Linked DNA regions of Homo sapiens: region 1 is linked to region 2. Evidence: read pairs that join two places in POLR2A ChIA-PET (ENCODE). Cell type or tissue: HepG2. All regions are shown on one strand. Each heading gives the region's core, and the rest is flanking DNA. Links, peaks and the distances in the headings are about the cores only.

The links. Peaks named below come from ENCODE experiments on the same cell type or tissue, not always from the same donor. Only the 100,000 strongest peaks of a DNase experiment are listed, where the experiment ranks them.
Region 1: POLR2A ChIA-PET joins it to region 2 with 6 read pairs; 2 of 35 experiments call an interaction of 5 or more read pairs at or near these places.

Annotation. Positions count from the first base shown.
Region 1 is chr19:46,287,593-46,290,496 of GRCh38, reverse strand. No RefSeq gene overlaps it. Among named protein-coding and RNA genes, the nearest start is that of HIF3A, 8.0 kb to the left of the region's middle. In HepG2, for the core only: no CTCF peak of the experiment used is centred there; DNase peaks (open chromatin) are centred at 1,076 and 1,486.
Region 2 is chr19:46,723,457-46,726,360 of GRCh38, reverse strand. It overlaps STRN4 (striatin 4), which reads left to right. Exons shown (of 18, transcript NM_013403.3): 10 at 713-888; 11 at 982-1,029; 12 at 1,433-1,554. Among named protein-coding and RNA genes, the nearest start is that of PRKD2, 7.8 kb to the right of the region's middle. RefSeq lists an enhancer at 472-1,016. In HepG2, for the core only: no CTCF peak of the experiment used is centred there; no DNase peak of the experiment used is centred there.

The DNA of each region.
Region 1 (2,904 bases), core at 187-2,686, 440 kb after region 2:
CAAACCACCCCAGTGAAAAGATTTGCTTTGCTTACAGATCTGCAATCTGGGCAGGGCTCAGCAGGTATGGCTCATCTTTGCTGCACTTGACACCCCTTGGGGTGGCTTAAAAGGCTGTGGACTGGAATGATCTGAAGCTTTCTCACTCACCTGTCTGGCAGTTGATGCTGCCTATCAGCTGGGACCTCACCTGGGCCCTGTGGCTGGAACTTCTACTTGTGACCTTTCCCTGTGGCTGCTTGGGCTTCCTCATATCATGGCAGCTAGGTCCCAGAGGCCAGTGGTGGGGAAGGGGTAGGGAGAGGGAGGCTGAGAGAGAGAAGGGAAGGGAAGGGAAAGGACAAGAAAAAGCCGTGTCTGCTTTTATGACTTAGCCTTGGAAGTCACACAGGCATATAGTGTCACTTCTGCACCCCCCCAACCCTTTTTTTCCCCTCTGTCAAGGCAATCACAAAGTTCTGCCCAGCTTCAAGAAAAGGAAAATACTCTGCCTTTTGATGGGAGGGGCAAGCTACCACAAGGGAGAGCATGTGAGACTCAAAATATTACTGTGACCATTTCCAGGAAATGTCAACTGCCACACTCTTCATAGCACCGTATCTAGCTATGAAGCACAATATCTAGCTAGGTCCCATAGCCCCTGGGACCTAGCTGCCATGATGTGAGGAAGCCCAAGGAGCCACATGGAAAGGTGATAAGTAGATGTTCCAGCCGCAGGTGCCAGGTGAGCTCCACCTATGAGTGGCAGCCTGGAGGTGGAGTCATAGGCCTTGGGATACTGGGGAATAAATGCTTGTCTTATTGACAGGGAAAGAGGGTTCAGCAACAAAAACTCAGACCTGTGCATGAACCCAGTTCTGATAAGCCAGTGTTGCTGGCCATGGTCTCCTGCACATCTTCATGGATATTCTACTTACCATCAGGTCTGGTTATCTTTATTGGGTATGACTCACATCCTATTGGCCACAGGAAGTCACATGACCAACCCTGACCTCAGTGGGTCAGGGAATGTATTTGACATACTCAAGAAGACATGTAAAGTCACATGGTACAGTCATGGATGTATAATTCTATAACAAGTAGGAAGGGTGAGTTCACTTCTGTTGACTCATCCTCCCTACTGCTCAAGGCTGGGGAGAATTGCTCCTGACCTATTCATAGCTACCTCTTGTGATCGGATTTTATCTCCAGTCTCCCCTTGCCCAACTCTGACTCCTAACAAGGTCCTTGGATTTAAAAAGTCCAGCTGCCACCCCTGGAACACTGCCAGGGGCAGAAAATCCCTCCAAACCCAAGCCAAGGCCAACCCAGAATCAGGTGATGGAAATAAACAGCACCAGTTCCAAGCATGATGCACAGATCCTGTGCCAAGCGCTGTCCTGAGCCCTTGGCATTCCTGTTCACATTGGAATGTCACAGCAGCCCCATTAAGTGGGCTCCAATGTTTTCCTATAGTGGACTCTGGAGCCAGGCTGCCTGCATTCTAATCCCATCATTTACCAGCTGCAGAACCTTGAACAAATTACTTAACCTCTCTGTGACTCATAGAGTTAGTTCCGTCCGTCCGTCTGTCCGTCCCTCCCTCCCTCCCTCCCTCCCTTCCTCTCCTTCTCTCTCTGTCTCTCTTCCTTCCCTTCCCCTTCCCTTCCTTCCTTCCTCCTTCCTTCATTTCTTTTTTTTTTTTTTTTTTGAGATGGAGTCTCACTCTGTTGCCCAGTCTGGAGTGCAATGGCAATCTCAGCTCACTACAACCTCTGCCTCCCATATTCAAGTAATTCTCGTGCCTCAGCCTCCCGAGTAGCCGGGATTACAGGTGTGCGCCACTATGTCCGGCTAATTTTTGTATTTTTAGTAGAGACGGGGTTTCACCATGTTAGCCAGGCTGGTCTCGAACTCCTGACCTCAGGTGATCTGCCTGCCTTGGCCTCCCAAAGTGCTGGGATTACAGGTGTGAGCCACTGCATCTGGCTTATTTCCTTCTTTTGAGAGAGGATCTTGCTCTGTCGCCCAGGCTGGAGTACTGTAGCATGAACACAGCTCACTGCAGCCTTGACCAGGGCTCAAGTGATCCTCCTGCCTCAGCTTCCTGAGTAGCTGGGACCACAGGCGCAGACCACCACACCCAGCTAATTTTTAAAATTATTTGTAGAGACAGGGTCTTGCCATGTTGCCCAGGCTGGTCTGGACCTCCTGGTCTCAAGCGATCCTCCCATCTCAGCTCCCAGAGTGCTAGGATTACAGGCGTAAGTCATTTCTTTTTCTTTTTTTGGAGACAGAGTTTCGCTCTTGTTACCCAGGCTGGAGTGCAGTGCTGTGATCTCGGCTTACTGCAACCTCTGCCTCCTGGGTTCAAGCGATTCTCCTGCCTCAACCTCCCGAGTAGCTGGGATTACAGGCATGCCCCACCATGCCCCGCTAATTTTGTATTTTTAGTAGAGATGGGGTTTCTCCATGTTGGTCAGGCTGGTCTCGAACTCCCAACCTCAGGCGATCCGCCTGCCTCGGCCTCACCAAAGTGCTGGGATCACAGGCGTGAGCCACCGCATCTGACCGAGTCATTTCTGAAAAGTTCATTTGATTAAAAAACAAAACAAAACAAAACAAAAACGCCCTCATGGTAGCTTGAATTATTGTTTCCAAATCTCCACTTCCTCCTTGTTATAGAATTATACATCCATGACTGTACCATGTGACTTTACAGGTCCTCTTGAGTATGTCAAATACATTCCCTGACTCACTGATGTCAGGCTTGGTCATGTGACTTCCTGTGGCCAATAGGATGTGAGTCTCACACAATAAAGACGAGACCTGATGTGTCTGCTGGTGGAAGGATGCAGACCTAGGAAGTATTTTCACCAAAATAATTGAACCTGAAATTATTCGGCTTCCACGTGTAACTACTGG
Region 2 (2,904 bases), core at 393-2,892:
TGGCTACTTTTACCTGCCCCTAATCTGAGCCTCTCAGGGGTGGCAGGAACAAGCCATGTCGTTCCCCTGCTCTAAACACTTCCCCGGCTCCTTGTTTCTCTGAGGCTTTTTCTTAGGATGAAATGCGCATTCCTCCGGGGCTCACCACCCAGCACCTGTCTCATCCCCTGCCACTCTCCTTGCCTCCTGCAGCCTGTACCACTGACCTCTCAGGCCTGGGCTCGCCCTTGCTGCCTCAGGGCCTCTGCACGGGCCCTTTCCCTCTCCAGGGCCCTCTCCTTATCTTGTGAAGTCCTGCTGGCTCGTGCTTCCTCAGGAAAGCCTCAGTGGCCCCCAGGGAGGAGGGCAGGCTGCCTGATGTCTCTCTGTGCATCTTTAATTCATTGCCCTGCTCATGGCTGATGATCCTGCACACTTGTGGGATGGTCCAGTTGTGTCCCCCATTCCCCTTCCTCTCAACTGCAAGACCCCAAGGGGTCAGGCTCACCTTTGTCTCTCCAGAACCCAGCGCAGTGTGGGGACTTGTTGGGCGAGCATGGAGACTCTGCCCAGCAGAGGAAGGGGAGAGTTCCCGGCTGGAGCCCAGGCTCTGAGGGCATTCCTGCCAGGGTCATGTGGGTGGAAGACAGGGGCCCTCAAGCCCTGGGTGTCGGTGTCTGCATGACTGCTGGGATGGATGCGAAGACACTGAGGCAGCTCCCCCCAACCCCAGCTGTCTGACAGCAAAGATGCTTTTAAGAAGACGTGGAACCCCAAGTTCACCCTGCGCTCGCACTACGACGGCATTCGTTCCCTGGCCTTCCACCACAGCCAGTCGGCTCTGCTCACCGCCTCCGAGGACGGCACGCTCAAGCTCTGGAACCTGCAGAAGGCGGTCACGGCCAAGAAGTGAGGGCAGCAAGCTCAGAGCCGGGGGCAGGGGCATCTGGGGACGGGGGTGACAGGGTCTCAGTGACATCAGGCTCCTCTGTCATCCCACAGGAATGCGGCGCTAGATGTGGAACCTATACATGCTTTCCGGGCTCACAGGTAGGGAGGTGCCCCTGAGCCTGCTAGAAACTCGTCCTAAATGCAGCCTGACTCCTGACCTGCTCACTGCCATCGCGGGAGGCCCACGGCAGGAGGCAGGACAGCAGGGGGCTCTGAGTCCCCGCCCCCTTCATGATATACACAGCCCTGGTTCTTGGGGCTCCATGCTGACTTTCACATGCCCTGGCAGCTGGTACTCAGCACAGCCCTTCAGGGGAGGAGATGGAGGTGGGGTGGGGGAGGGCAGGGGACAGGCAGCTTGTCCAGGTAGCATGGCCAGAGCCCCAGTCACTGAATTCCTTTTGGCCATCCTTGAAGAATGCTAGTAGGGAACTTAGGTCCTGTGGCCAGGGGAGGCCCTGAGCTTGTCTCATCCCCCTTTCCACATATTTGTCCCTTCCAGGGGCCCAGTGTTGGCTGTGGCTATGGGCAGCAACAGTGAATACTGCTACAGTGGCGGGGCAGATGCCTGCATCCATAGTTGGAAGATTCCAGACCTCAGCATGGATCCCTATGATGGCTACGGTGAGGACAACGCCTCCCGCCTTCCCCTCACATCCACTGGGGCCTGGCCGTCCCCTCCACGCACACACACGTCGCGTCCACCTCTTGCCAACACTGCAGGCCTCAGGAGTGCGTGTGACGGCTCCCCTGTCTGCTCTGTTGTGAGCAGCGCGATGCAGCGCGTGGCCAAGGGACGAGCCAGCCGGGATGGGAATGATGGCTGTGGGAGGAGGTGGTGAAGCTGCCTGAGAATCTCTGTGAGCCGGCGTCCAGAAGGCAGTGCTGAGGCAGCCCAGGCTGGGAGCAGCCCATGCACAGGCGTGGCTGGCCCTGGCAGCCTCTGCTCTGCCATGCCGTGTACTCTGTGTGTGGGGATCCGCCAGGGTCTCTGCGTGGTTGAGGGGAGGGCATGTCCAGAGAAAGCAGAGAAGGTGGAGTTAGCTGGGCCAGGCTGGAGCGCGTTGGGGCTTTCTCTTTGGAGCATCTAAGACCTAAGTAGGGAAGTGACCAGACTGTCACTTCTGTTCAACATCTGTCCCCCTGTTCTCTGCCTTTTTTTTTTTTTTTTTTTTTTTTTTGAGACAAAGAGTCTCACTCTGTCACCCAGGCTGGAATGCAGTGGCGTGATCTTGGCTTACTGCAACCTCTACCTCCTGGGTTCAAGTGATTCTCGTGCCTCAGCCTCCCGAGTAGCTGGGATTACAGGCACGCACCACCATATCCAGCTATTTTTTGTATTTTTGGTAGAGACAGGGTTGCACCACGTTGACCAGGCTGGTCTTGAACTCCGGACCTCAGGTGATCCACCCACCTTGGCCTCCCAAAGTGCTGGGATTGCAGGCATGAGCCACTGCGCCCGGCTCTGCCTCCTTGATCATGCACCTGGCCCTGTGCTCCACCTTGTCTGGGCAGAGTTCAGAGGTCTTTGTCTCCTCTCAAGGGGAGGACAGACTTTAGAGAACAGGCTCACCTGCACAAGGTCAGGATCGGTCCCAGCTACATTAGCCACCACACTTTCGGTGTCAGCAGGCCAGAGCTGCTGGTGTGGACTCCAGCAACCAGGGAAGCAGTGATTGGACCTCTGAATGACCAGGGGGCTTTGGAGAGACCAGGCAAAGCCCATGCACTTGGCCATGGGCTGAAAAGACTGCTCGGGCCAGGGTTGGGACCAACCCTTGTCCAGCACAGGCTGCGTGCCGCTCCTGGGGCCACAGAACCATGCTGTTCCTTCTTCCTTAATGGAGCCCGAAAAATTCTGTATTGAGCTCCCAGTTTCTGGGCCCTGCTTGGGGAGACAGCTGTGAATAGAGGGAAATCCCTGCCTTCTGGAGCCCTAGAACCTTCCTTGGAGAGCTAGTGGGCAGTGTGAGC